Linked DNA regions of Homo sapiens: all the other regions are linked to region 4. The links are chromatin contacts, found by Hi-C or POLR2A ChIA-PET in ENCODE. All regions are on one chromosome and are shown on one strand. The core of a region is the stretch at or near the end of the contact, and the rest is flanking DNA. Distances in the headings are between cores, read along the strand shown. Region 1 holds the start of GFOD1 (Gfo/Idh/MocA-like oxidoreductase domain containing 1). Region 2 holds the start of DEK (DEK proto-oncogene). Region 3 holds the start of RANBP9 (RAN binding protein 9). Region 4 holds the start of MYLIP (myosin regulatory light chain interacting protein).

The links. Hi-C counts contacts between places; a loop is a spot of excess contacts on that map. ChIA-PET counts read pairs that join two places held with the same protein, here RNA polymerase II (POLR2A). Pooled maps may share reads with other maps.
Region 1: a pooled map shows a loop between it and region 4 (10-fold over the local background). The contact joins the promoter of GFOD1 here to the promoter of MYLIP in region 4. A Hi-C loop is called at or near these places in 5 of 50 pooled maps.
Region 2: a loop to region 4 is called in a map of naive thymus-derived CD4-positive, alpha-beta T cell, with 10 times the contacts of the local background. The contact joins the promoter of DEK here to the promoter of MYLIP in region 4. A Hi-C loop is called at or near these places in 1 of 168 maps with a recorded cell type or tissue (naive thymus-derived CD4-positive, alpha-beta T cell), 1 of 37 single-sample maps with no recorded cell type and 10 of 50 pooled maps. POLR2A ChIA-PET finds 5 or more read pairs at or near these places in 1 of 52 experiments (activated T-cell).
Region 3: a pooled map shows a loop between it and region 4 (15-fold over the local background). The contact joins the promoter of RANBP9 here to the promoter of MYLIP in region 4. A Hi-C loop is called at or near these places in 9 of 50 pooled maps.

The regions. Positions count from the first base shown.
Region 1 is chr6:13,485,894-13,489,063 of GRCh38, forward strand. GFOD1 (Gfo/Idh/MocA-like oxidoreductase domain containing 1) reads right to left here and starts at 1,707. Exons shown (of 2, transcript NM_018988.4): 1 at 745-1,707. The coding sequence starts at 997. It overlaps GFOD1-AS1 (GFOD1 antisense RNA 1), which reads left to right and starts at 368. Exons shown (of 2, transcript NR_046709.1): 1 at 368-560; 2 at 788-878. RefSeq lists silencers at 895-1,058, 1,199-1,678, 1,699-2,078, 2,459-2,568 and enhancers at 959-1,068, 2,629-2,758.
Region 2 is chr6:18,263,141-18,266,362 of GRCh38, forward strand. DEK (DEK proto-oncogene) reads right to left here and starts at 1,390. Exons shown (of 11, transcript NM_003472.4): 1 at 1,245-1,390; 2 at 703-856. The coding sequence starts at 847. It overlaps LOC124901270 (a long non-coding RNA gene), which reads left to right and starts at 1,392. Exons shown (of 2, transcript XR_007059486.1): 1 at 1,392-1,937; 2 at 2,590-3,222. RefSeq lists an enhancer at 514-1,065 and silencers at 951-1,010, 1,071-1,430, 1,471-1,750.
Region 3 is chr6:13,710,028-13,713,284 of GRCh38, forward strand. It overlaps RANBP9 (RAN binding protein 9), which reads right to left and starts at 1,808. Exons shown (of 14, transcript NM_005493.3): 1 at 908-1,808. The coding sequence starts at 1,478. LOC124901264 (a long non-coding RNA gene) reads right to left here and starts at 2,727. Exons shown (of 2, transcript XR_007059462.1): 1 at 2,656-2,727; 2 at 2,325-2,514. RefSeq lists silencers at 753-872, 1,133-1,182, 1,263-1,382, 1,543-2,312.
Region 4 is chr6:16,127,253-16,130,395 of GRCh38, forward strand. MYLIP (myosin regulatory light chain interacting protein) reads left to right here and starts at 1,834. Exons shown (of 7, transcript NM_013262.4): 1 at 1,834-2,157. The coding sequence starts at 2,071. RefSeq lists a silencer at 1,516-2,515.

The DNA.
Region 1 (3,170 bases), core at 457-2,956, 2.6 Mb before region 4:
TGCAGTCAAAAGTTAAAACCCCCTGGTTTTACCAAATCAGTCTTTACTAACCTATGACGCCTCTGAAAACATTCTAATACATCATCACCCCCATCCAACCACTCCCACCGTCCTTGCCTCCAGCGCAGACGAAATAATTCCAGCCGATGGTAACATCTGCAATCTCACGCTAAACTAACTCACAGCAGAAAGAAACAAACGACCCTAGCAGGGCGCCACCGCTGCTGAAGGGCAGGTCCTCTATCGCACCCAAGAAAACCCGACACACGTGTGCGGCCTTTTATTCAGGCGTTTCTGGGCGCGCACTCGCCTCTCCCAGGCGCGCGCGCGCACAACCCTCCTCCACCCCCCCATCCCCCCCCCCCACACACACACACTTGGACACTACACACACAGCTGAGGAGTAACTTTCCTCTTCTCGCGGAGCACCCTATCCCCTATTATCGGCATCTGATCTTCCTAGTTCGGATCCCCGGAACACACGCCTTCTCCAGCCTGCAATCTACACACGTGGGGAAGCGCGTCCAAGTGGTGCCAGGAGGCAGGAGGGAAGCGCAAAGGTGGGGAAGGCCGGGGACGAGGAAGGAGGGAGCTCTGAGTCGGATCTGGGATCTCAGATCCCCGGGGCAGCGTAGATGCAGGGTAAGCTTCTGGGATGCGGAGAGGGAAAGGCAGGGGGGAAGGAACCTAGAGAAGGTTAAAGGGCGGGGGTGGGACGGAGGATGCGGGGTAGGGGTCGCTCACCTAGGGTTTTGACAGCGATCTGTCTGGTGAGGGGCGGCGGCAGGTTAATGCACACCAAGTCCACGTCCTGATGCAGCAGCACCTCATCAATGCGGCTAGTGTAGAAGGGGACACTCATCTCCTTGGCCAGCTCCTCCGCTTCTTCCTGCGTGCGGCCCCACAGCGCCTTCACCGCGAAGCCCTCGTCTTTCAGCAGCGGGATGATGACACGGGCCGTGAGGCTGGTGCCGAACACGCCCACCCCGGGAAGCATGGCTGCTCAGAGCCGCCTGGTTCTGCTTCTGCTCGGATCTCCAGTCCAACGCGCGCACACACCCACCTCTAGCCAGTCCTGCACCCCGCTCCTGTAGCCAATCTAGCCGCGGTGCGCCAGCCGCCGTGCACCGGGCAAGGCGCCCGGGTGCCCAGAGCGCACCGAGCTGCAGGCGGAGCAAGCTCGGGGCGCCTCAGAACGGTGACTGCGGCAGTGTCCGCCACGCGGGGCTCGCGTCCTTCCCGGAGTCGGCGGCAGGGACCCCCCCAGGGCGCCGGAGGCTTCGAAGCCCCCTGGAGCCCCGGCTCAGGCTGCGCTCCCGCGGCAGCGCCAGTCCGCTGCGTGCGCCCCGCCAAGGCCGCTCCATGGCCGGCTCATCCCCGCGGCCGCGCCGCCGCAGCCCGGGACCGGCTCTCTCCCGCGTCGTTTGCGCAGCCGGCGAATCGCACAGACAAACGTCTACACCCTGCCAGAGCACGGAACCGCTCCGCGGGGGAGTCTCCTTTCTTCCTAGCTCTCCGTTGGGAATGAAATAATCCCGCGGCCGCCAGGAGGCCGGCTAAGGATGCGGCCCGGAGCGCGCCGGACTGGGATCCCGAGCTGCAGCGCGGCAGCGGCGGCCACGACCCGGCGCCAGCCTCCTCATTCTGCTGCCATGTTCGCTCGCCTCGCGGCTCGGGCGGCCTCGGCCCCAGGCCGGCTCAGGCTCTGGGATCCCGCGGGGACGAGGGCGGAGTTGGCGAGTTTGGCTGTCAGCGGCCGGTGTTCCTGCACCGCCCTCGCTGCAGCGCCGCGCGCCATTGGCCGCCGCGCGCCGCCCCCGCCCCCGCCGCCGCCAGCTCCGGGTGCGCGCTGCGCCCGGGCCCCGGGAGCCCAGCCCGGCTCCTCCCCGGCCCCGCCCAGGCCGCCTCGCCCGCCTCCTGCCCCTCCGCTTCTTCCCTTTCTTTGCCCTCACCATCTCCTTCTCTTCCCTGCTTCACTCCAAACCCCGCCCCAACCAAGCAAATACATCTATCTAGGCAGGACGCGCCCTAATAGGTTAGTCGCCTGTCCCTTGGAAGAGAGCAGTGGGCGCCTTGGCCTGGGGTAGGTGAGGGGACCCGGCGAGGTGCGAACAGCCGATAATAATAACCTCGGCTCCCGGAGCGTTTCTTGCGTGCTGAGCATCATACTAACGCCTTTCCAGGTATTGTCCCTTTTAGTCCTCGCAGCAACCTAAGGTTATTGTAAACCCATTTTACCAGTGATGTGAATGAGCCGCAATGAAGGCTAAGGGACTTGCGCAAGGTGACATATATAAGCAACAGGCCTGCGATTGGAATCCAGGCCCCAGAGTCTGGGCACGGAACCGCAGACTTCTACGGTCTCCTTCCAAGCTAGCCTGCTCCAATCGCGCGCCCCCGCTCCGGCCGCGCACGCACGGTTCAGCCGCCTTCTTCCAAGACAGTCCAGTCTTGGCGGGCTCCCATCTGCCTCCCACCTCCCCCGCCCCTAGGCCCATGCCCGCCCCCGCGTAGACGCTGTGGTGTGTACGGCCGCAGCGGGGCAGGGGGTCTCCGAGGCCGCTGCGGCACGTGCGTCTCGTGTCTAGTTTCGAGACGGATACGTCGCCCTGGCCACATGCCACGCCCGCCTCTTGCTTCGGCTCCTGTTGCCGTCGCCACTTACCGCAGCCTTTACTTCTCCCAGCTTGCCCCCACCTCCACCACCCTGCACCCTTCCCAGGCCCTCGAGGGGGCACTGAGGAGGACTGGCCAAGGCTGGCCCCGCACCTCTGGAGCCATGGGGACTCTGCGTCTGTCTGGTTTTCCGCCATATCCTTGGCACCTGGCACACTGCCTTGCCCTGTATGTAGTAGGCGCTCAATAAACATTTGCTAAATAAATGTATGCATATTCATCGAATGCCCGCTTCGCACCCATTTGGTGCCGGGAGAGGGGACTAAAAAGTGAAAGGCACGTCTTCTAGCTGAAGGTCTCTGGAGAGGTCATGGGTCAGGTCATGTTCATCTCCTGTCTTCAGCACTGGGCTCAATGTAGCACATGGTCTGCCGCAACACGAGTGGAAAACGTGATACTTGCAAGAGTTTAAAACAACTTGTAACAACTGGCAGTGAGGCGGGGCGCGTGGAGAGAGCAGGATACCAAAAAAGCTGTGTGTGGCAATGCGGGGT
Region 2 (3,222 bases), core at 140-2,639, 2.1 Mb after region 4:
TCCTCTATTCAGTCAAGTTTCCGTTTCACACCTCCAGTCAAATCAGGGCTCATATCGCCCTCCCTTAAAACAGACACAGGTTCGAAACCGAGACAGTGCTGGGCTCACATTTAACTTTCTTTCAGAGTTCACTTTCTTCATTTTTAACTACTTTCTCAAGTAGCAACAGCTTTCACCGCTGTTTGCCAGGGAGGGAAACTTTTTGGTAAATGTAAAAATATTCGAAAGTATTCAAATACTTCCGGGTCTAGCCTTATAACTTCAGTCTTAACGGGCTGCACCAAGACCTTACAATAACTTCAAAAGGCAAAAGATGTGTAATGAAAAGGACAAAATTAGAACATCCACTTAGCAACTTCAAAGGTGCACACACACAGGTAAAAAAAAAAATCAAATCCAAGACCTACAAACTTCCCGTCAAATGATGAAATGTTAACGAACGTTTAGAGCGGACGAGAAGTCGGCTGCACTCCAATACATCTCTACCACGCTAACAAATACTTTAAAAACCGGAATACACAAAGTCAATTCTACGCCATCGCTCAAAACAAAAGCAGATAAATTGTGCACACATTCTCGCTGAAAATCACTCCGACTTCACGCCTCTAAACACCAAAAGAGCAAGAAAACTGTTTCCTGGGTGAAAAATACAAAAAAACTTCGGTCTGAAAAATTCATCAGTTGGGATGCGACTCCCCCCACCTTTTTCCTCCTCCTCCTCCTCCTCGTCGTCCTCGTCCTCTTCCTCCTCGCTCTCCTCTCTGGGACCGGGCATTTCGGGTTCTTTCTCGGACGCGGGCTGGGTGGGGGTTCCCTCCCCCTCCGCAGCAGGGGCCGAGGCGGACATGCTGTGAACCTGCATGCGGGAAGAAAGCCGGACGTCTCGGTCCTCCTACTCCCGCAGGCAGGACCGGGCGGCCACCCTGAATGATGCTACCCTTCCCGCGGGACACCTGCCCTGAAAGTTGCCTCCTCCCATAGCCGGGACCGCAGCGCTCAGTCCCCAGGGGCGGCTTCCCTCCCGCTCCGCCGCCGCCGTCCAGGGATTCCCGAGGCGGGAAACCGCGCCCGCTGCCCCGCGTGCGCGCGCGCCCGCCCGGCCTGCGCTGTTCCCGGCCCGGCCCGAGCTGCCGGCCCTCCACGTCCCCTCCCCCGCCCCAGGCCGCCGTCCAAATGGCCGCGTCCCTCCCCCGTCGGCCGCGGCAGGGGCGACCGGGCCTCCGGCGTCCCGAAGCAGCCCTTACCGCGGATTTCGGCCGCCGCGGGCCTGGCACGCGAGGGCACGAGGAGGTTCTGGGAGGCGGCGGCGGCCGACGCCGAGGAGAAGGCGCGCGGGCCGCTGTCTGGCGTGACGCTCGCGCCGCGCGCTCGGCTCCCCAGAATCAACAAGATTTTCAAAATGGCGGTTCGGGAAGGAGAGCGGGAATGCGGCGACCAATCAGGGCCGCGAGCTGGGAGTTGGCGGGCGCGGGGCGGGGGAGGCGGGGCGGCCGGGTGCCTCCGCGGGAAGCTCGGGCGGGCGGGACCGCGAGGGGTCGCCTCGGCCGCGGGCGGAGGGATGCGCGCGCGGGGCTCTCCCCGGCTGCGCCTGGAGTGTGGTCGGCGCTCGGGCCCCGGAGTGCGGGCGGGCTGTGTCCCGCGGGGCGGGCGGGAGCGGGAGGCGAGGCGGCCTGGCAGCGCGGAACGGAAGGACGCTAGGGGGCCTGCGTGTTTATTGTTTCCACGGTCGCTTCCTGGAAAAGATGATGAGCAGTCCCGGGCCGCGGAGGGGCGCGGCGGGCGCGGTAAAGAAGTTTAGAGATCTCCGAAGTCGCTATCGACAGTGTTACTCTGAGGCGGAGGAGAATTAATCAGCGGTCTCATCAATGCTCCAGAAATCATGCTGGGTGATAGATAACTCCCAAATCTGTATTTCTGAGGACCGCATCGCTTGTAAGGTGCACCGAAAGGAAAAAGATCCTACCTGCCACGTTAAAGGTTCACATAGCCAGCCACATAGATTTACACCCCTGTAAATATAAGGGGAGAGGCTCCCTCCCACCCCATTCCTTCTCCTCTCCTCTCTCACACACACTCTCTGTTTTATAATAGAGGAAATATGTTATTTGGCCGGGTCCAGACCCTTCTCCCAGAGTTCTAGGTCATCTATGCAGATGCTTTTTACACATTCAACACTGCAGACACTCAAAGCAGTATCTTCCCTGCTCAATGCTGCCTTCTTTTGTATGTGATTTCCTTTATTTTCTCCCAACTCTTCAACCACTAGCTCACCTGAAGGATCCTTGTACTCAGTGGACTTAATAGAAATGTGATCAGTGAAATTTGCCTGGACTCTGGGTTGCAGGACAAAAATTAGACATTTCCTTTGAATCTTCCCTTTTCCTTTTGTTCCCCTTCCAAAACATACGCGAATAGTGTCATTTCTACCCTCAAACGGTATGCCATTTTCCACACTATTTATCCCACTCAAATCCTATCCACACTCCACAGCTCATCTCTCCTTCTTGCTGCCTGCAACGTGGTTGGGAGTGGGGGGTTGTGTTTCACCCCTATTTGTGTTACAGCTCTTTCAATCCTACCATTTGGCAGGTCCTGAGTTCTGGTCCTGTGTCCAGGAAGAGTGAGGCACGCAAACAACTGGAGGGTGAGCAAGGTGGACAGGAGCTTCACTGAGGGACAGAACAGCTCTCCTGAGACCTGAAGTGGGTTGCTCCTTTCTGCAGGGGGGTTGTCCCGACTAGCGTCCTGCCCTCAGTGGAGAGGAGACCCATAGTGGGCAGCTCCTTTCTGCAGGCAGGTGGTCCTGACGAGTTGAGGAGACCAAAGTGGGTAGCTCCTTCCTGCAGCTGGTAGGCCTGAGCGCTGGCTGAGTCTGGGGTTTTTATGGGCTCAGAAGGGAGGAAGTGTGTGCTGATTGGCCCATGGGTGGGCCCAGAAAAAGCACCACTAGTTTTCACTCTGGGCTGCAGACTCTACCTGGAACTGGCCACCAGGCCCCCCAGGCTTCAGGCCATCCCTGGCTTGAAGGTGGGCAGGGACCTACCCCTTTCCCCCCAGGAACGTGTCTGCCTCCCACCATCAACATGTCATCCATGGCGCCCAGGCTGTTTGTGCTGAGGGGTGCCTGCAGGCCCACGCGGAGCCACCCTCAGCCCCACCAGCCTCTTTCTCGCACTTGTTGGTGCCCAAAGTCCAGAGAGGGCCAAGGCGGCAGGTGGCTGG
Region 3 (3,257 bases), core at 558-3,057, 2.4 Mb before region 4:
GCTATTAAATTGGGCTACATTTCAATAGTTCCCATAGCAATTCATAATTTTATATACAACTGATTTGCTTCCAGCTTTGTTTTAACCTAGGAGAGGTAGGTGAGGGAGGAAAGGGGCAAGCACAAGCCTAAGGTTGTTGTTTTTAACTGCAAGTGCAAAACATAAGCCAATTTTCTTCAAAATACTAAGCTGCATTTTGTTCCATCTTCGTTTTCAACAAGACTTCATGTGATATCAACACCTAAGGACCTGTATAGGGCACTTCCAATCGGGAGGGGTAGGTTTCTGCTCCCCTAAGAAAAAGGGTGTTCCTGGGGTTCCCTTCTCTTACCCTCCCGGTTGCTTTTACTAAAATATATTGATGGCAAACTTGGGCCCCTTGTCCTTTTGTCCCCCTAGACAATCTCTGGCCTAATTTTGATTACTCCTCCCCCTGTGTATCCCTGCTCTCTCTTAATTAGAAATCATACCTCAGAATCGTGCCTCTCTTCCCCCCTTGTAAGAGGAGAACGCCTGACCCACCACCTGGAGAACAATGTAACCCAACTCCGAGTCCATGGATTCCTCTACCCAAGCCCCAAGATTTATCTCCCAGGGAAATCAGAAAGCCAGTTCTGTCCTGTCATCCCGGATTCCCTCAAGGTGTCCTGCTCCTGGTCTAGGATTACCAGCTCCTTTCTACCCTGGGGCATTCTACTCACCTTCCTTTTCCAAGAATCTCGCCCCTCACCCTCGGACCCTTCACCGCGACCCCCGCGCCCACCCGGAGCAGCACAACAGGCGGCGAGTGGCCTCCGAGGGCAGAGCCCGCGAGGGCGGGGGTCGGGGGCGGGTCGAGAGCGGCGCAGCGGCGGCCGGCCACGTCGGGTCAGTGCCCCACTCCCACCGCAGGACACACGCCCAGTACCTTTGTAGTGCACCCGCAGGTTGTTCTGAGAGAGGCCGATGTAGCTGAACTTGTCCTTCGGGCTCCAGGACCGAGGCAGCGGCGTCTCTTGTTCGTCCACGGCCGGGTAGAGACGCTTCAGCCGCCGCTGCAACTCCTTCTCCTGCTCGTTCAGGGCCGAGTCCCCGTGAGGGAAGGGGGCCGCGGCGCTGCTGCCCGCCACCAGAGCTGGGGTCGGGGCTCCTCCAGCCGGGCCGGGGCCCGCTGCAAGGCCCGGGGGAGCGGGCGGCCCGCTGGCGGGGGCAGCCGCTGAGGCAGGGGGAGGCGGGGGCGGCGGCGGGGGCGGCGGGGCCGCGGTGGCCGGGGGCGGCGGCGGCGGAGGGTGGAGGAGCAGGGCGGCCGCCGCGGCCCCTAAGCCTTCGCCGCCCGCACCGCCGCCGGGCGAGCCGGCCGGAGAAGAGCCGGCGCTGACGGCCGGGGGCGCCGGCAGGACGACTCCGGAGACTGGGGCCAAGGCCGCCGGCGGTGGCGGCGACAGCTGCTGCTGCTGTTGCTGCTGCTGCGGCGGCGGCGGCGGCGGCTGCCCGGACATCCCGGCCGCGACTCAGCCTGCGGCCACCTCCACCTCTTCTCTCCTTCCTCCTCTGCTTCCCGGGGGCGCTGTCGCTGCGGCCGCCGGCACCAGGCGCCCAGTCCGCCCGCCCCGGAAGCAGGCGGCGGGCCGCGCGCCCAGGGAGACCGCGGCGGTTGAGGAGCTCGGAGACGCGGGAGTAGGCGGCGGGCCCGGGAGGCCGGGAGAGAACGTTGGCCGGAGCGCGGGCGCGCGGCCCGGGGACGAGGCGCCGAGGGCGGGGGCGACGCGGGAGCGCGGGAGGGGAAGGCGCGCTGGCGGCCGCCGCGGCCGCTGCTCTCGCGGCTGTTTCCCGGCGGGCGGGCCGGGCCGGCGCGAGACGCTGCGCGCGGGCGGCGCTAGGCGAGGGGGCGGGACGGAGGCGCGAGAGAGGCGCGAGCGGTGCGAGGGGGCGGGCCGCGGGGCTCCCGGCTGTGCGCCGCGAGGCGTCCTCCCGGGCCCGCCAGTCGCTCGTGGGCAGGATCGCTGGGCTCCCGGCGCCGCAGGTCCCTTCGGAGGTGTCCGCCTCCTCTCCCTTGGCGGCCGCCGTCGCCCCCCTCGCCGGCGAATCCCCTCCCACTTGACTTCTTTTTGTTGTCGTCGCCCCACCTCCCCACCGTAGGGCTCCTCGGAGCCGAGGCGCCGCTTCTCGTCCAGGCGAGAGTAATCGAGCCCCGCTGGGGCCGCCGCGAGCCCAGGCCCCGGGGCGCTCTAGGACCCGTCGGCCCGGGGCGTGCGGAGCGGCTCAGGCTCCCCGCGCAGTGCTGCTAGCTCTCGCCTCAGTCCCGTTCCCGTTTGCCGCCTCCCTCCAAAGAGGAACGCATTGCCTTTGGTACTTCAGTGTTTAATTCCGTAGCATTGACCATATGGGCAGTAGAAACCACTTCTGAAGGCAGTCTCCCACTTAGAATAGTGACTGTTTCATTAATTAATTTTACGAGGACTCACAGTGAACTTAACAGTGGTAGAAGATGTCATTAATAAAGACCGGCATATCTTCAAAAAGCAGGAGCAGGCACTGTATGAATACAAGATTATAGTGTGTGTTTAGGAAGGGCTTCTAGAGACGTCAGAACATTTTATAGACTCGTTAATTTTCATAACAGGGTTCTTAGGTAACAGAAAATTATGCCCATTTTTAAAACAAGGAAATATTTACCGAGATCAGCAGAGTCAAAAATAGGACTTCCTACTTTGCAATTCCCAATAGAATGCTTCGTCGACTAATTTGGCACAACTTGCCAAGTGTTGCTCTCTGACCCATCATAACATTACTACTTTGTTTTCACCACTTCCCTTTGTTTAGCTTATCCCTCCCTAGCTGGCAAAATCAGGCTTTGCATATGTAAATTGTGTGATGTAAATTCTGATATTTTGTTTGCTTCCAAAGATATGATGGTAATCATTTGGTCAAATAAGAAATGTTTTGCCGAAGAGAAAATTATTTCGTTTTGAAGAAGGTAGGCCAAAGGTGATTTAATTTAAGGCCAAGATTATCTGGCCAGAACAAATAACAGAGTCATTCGGCCTAATTTCTCCCTCAGTTACCCAGACAACTAGATGTTCTGTTGTACTTTTATTATTATTATTATTATTGTTTTGTCGCCCAGGCTGGAGTGCAGTTGTGTGGTCTCAGCTCACTACAACTTCCGCCTCCCGGGTTCAAGCGATTCTCCTGCCTCAGCCTCCCAAGTAGCTGGGACTACAGGCATGTGCTCACACCCAGCTAATTTTTGTACTTGTAGTGGAGACGGGGTTTCA
Region 4 (3,143 bases), core at 584-3,083:
TTATAGCTCCCCTTACATACACGGGGACATTCAAATGCTTTTGTGAACGTTATTATCTTTGCTGCGCTTCCCAACAATGCTGGGTGGAGACAGAGCAGATATTGCCATCTCCATTTTACTGTTGACAACACCAAGCTTCAGACAGATGAAGTAAGTTTTCTCTTTTTTTTTCTTTCGTTGTTTTCTTTTTGTTGTTGTTGTTGTTTAGAGACAGGGTCTTTTGCTCTGTCGCCTAGGCTGGAGTGCAGTAGGGGGATCACAGCACACTGCAGCCTCGAACTCCCAGGCTCAAGTGATCCTCCCACCTCAGCCTCCCATGTAGCTGAGACTACAGGCAGGCGCCACCACGCCTGGCTAATTTTTTGTATTTTGTGTAGAGATGGGGTTTCGCTGTGTTGCGAAACCGGGCTGGTCTCAAACTGCTGGGCTCAGGCGATCCTCCTGCCTCGGCCTCCAAAAGTGCTGGGATTACAGGTGTGAGCCATCGAGCTGGCCTGAAGTAAGTTTGCTAAGTTTCCACGGCTGAAACCCACATCATCTGGCTCCTATAAAGAAATCAAAAAGGTAGGCTATGTAATATATTGGCAAAGAGGAACAAGCGGTAAATGAGTGAAGGGTTGTAGACCTTTAATAGCTAATATTGCAGTAATGCCACCTGTTAGGTCAGGAGATGAGCACCTTACCTTAAGACGAGGACAACATCTGGTTGCCTGTGAGAAGGGACAGGCAGGGTATCAGGTGCTGCACAAATGTTTAATGAATGAGTGAGATAAGACAGGAGGTAGAATGAGCAACCTGAGAGAGGGCCTGGTACCCTGTAAGGCGTTTTGATTCAGCAGAACGAGTAAGGAGAAGCCCTTCCGGAGTGTAACACACCAGCACTAGACCAAGACACCTGGCTCACTGGTCAGCTGCAAAAACTTTCATACTCAGATTTTGTTTTTCTCAATGATGAGGTCTTAATAAGGAACAACAATTCTGCCTCCAAGCAACCCACTGTGGCTAATCCTGGTGGAAAAGAGTTTTCTTTTTCTCTTTTTTTTTTCTTTTTTCTTTTTCTTTTCTTTTTTTTTTTTTTTTTTTTTTTTTTTTTGAGACAGGGTTTTTTGCTCTTCTTGCCCAAGCTACAGTGCAGTGACACAATCTCAGCTCACTGCAACCTCCGCCTCCTGGGTTCAAGCGATTCTCCTGCCTCAGCCTCCCAGGTAGCTGGGATTACAGGTGCCCGCCACCACGCCTGGCTATTTTGTTTTTTTTTTTGTATTTTTAGTAGAGACGGGGGTTTCACCATGTTTGCCAGGCTGGTCTCGAATCTGACCTCAGGTGATCCACCCATCTCGGCCTCCCAAAGTGCTGGGATTACAGGCGTGAGCCACCATGCCCGGACGAGAACAGTTTTCTTTAGGCTTTGGGTTGCTCCTTTTCCTTTTTGCTTTCACAACCGAAATGCGTGCTCAGAGTGATCCAAGATATTTGAAGAACAGTGGCAGCTTGGAGGTGTTTAATCACCGTAAATTCGAGACGGCAGAAAGGCGTCCCCGCCTGGAGCCCCGGGCGATCGCTCACTCTGAGCAGCGTCGCCCAGCGGACAGAGGCGGCTGGTGTGTTCCGGGGTCTCCCTCCCTTCCCGCAGCACTCGGCGCCCGCAAGCTGCCACCTCCCGGGGCGGCCAGGGAAACTCAGCCGGCTCTGGGAGGCGGGGGCCGCGGTCGAGGGGCGCCGCTATTGGCTGATCGGGCGGGGGAGGAGGGGCAGGGAGGCCGTGATTGGCGGGGACCCGAGCTGAAGGGGGCGGGGCCGCTATATCAGCAGAGTCCCTGTCGCAGCGCAGGCAGTTGGGCTGCTGGAGTGCGGCGCCACCGCGGAGGACAGGGGCAGCTGGCGGGCAGCGGGTGAGGGGGTGGCGGGGACGCGAGTGGCGGCCGCGGGGCCCCGGACAAGGGTCCGCAGAGCTGCAGCCTTCGAGGGCCAGCCCTCTCCGAGTCCGGGGCTGGGTCCCACCAGTGACAAGGCGGCAGCCCCGCGCACACCAAAGAGAAGGCGGCTGTGGCGGCAGCGGCAGCCCCAGCCATGCTGTGTTATGTGACGAGGCCGGACGCGGTGCTGATGGAGGTGGAGGTGGAGGCGAAAGCCAACGGCGAGGACTGCCTCAACCAGGTGAGGGCGAGGGGCAAGAAGGGGCCCCGGCGGGTCCCGCGAGGCCGAGGGGCCTCGCAGCGACGCCTGGCACTCTGGCGCGCCCCCTACTAGGGGCCGGGAGGCACTGCGGCGGCAGCCGGGGGGAGCGCGTCCCCTCCTCTCCACGGGCGTGGGGCGCGCGGTCTCCTCCTGGCGCGCGTGGGGTGCGCGGAGAAAGCGCGCAGCGGGGGTCCCCAGCGCTGAGGGCCGGGCGCAGCCCGCAGCCGGGATCCACCCCCCAGCGCCCCATCATCCCCCCAACCCAGCACTTTCCCGGAAGAAGGCGGCTCCGCACACCTGCCGCAGGTATGTGCGTGATGCCGCCTGTCGGGTCCCCGCGGCGCCTGGCAGTGCCACCCGCGTGCCAGGATGGGATGGAGTGGCTCGAAGCAGTCTCGGGCCCCAGGGGTTCTTGGCAGACAAGCCGGGCCCTTGTCTCACGCTGCTTCTCAGGCTGCTGCTCTCAAATGCACCGTTCACCTGCATCTCCGGGTTTGCGGGGGACGGGAGGAATAGGTTTGGGTCATCTACTGCTCGGTTGTTTTTAAGCATGTGTTTCCTTAACAGTGAGGGAGATCGGTGCCAAATAGTGCAGAGGTGGTATGGCAGACAGCACATGTGATCCCAGGAAAACGCTGTGCCCTCAACCCCTCTAGCTCTGAGATGTTTGGAAAACCGCTTGTGAAGCTTAGCTGACACTTGTGGCGTGTTCCCTCAATGTGTTTGATTTTTGGAGTCCAAATGGTTAAAATTGCCCAGATAATAAGTCGCCAAAAATCAGCTGTGCAGAGTATGCTGGTGGAGGGAATTCCGGTGATTGGAATACGAAGGAAAATACCCTGTAGTTTCCCCTCCTCATCTTTTGGAAGGCTACTTTTGAGGACTCCTTTTTTCTCTATTGCAATTGGTCATGCCCTAGACGTTAAAAGGAATTATGAGCCTCCATACTAGAGCTCGTGGTTTGG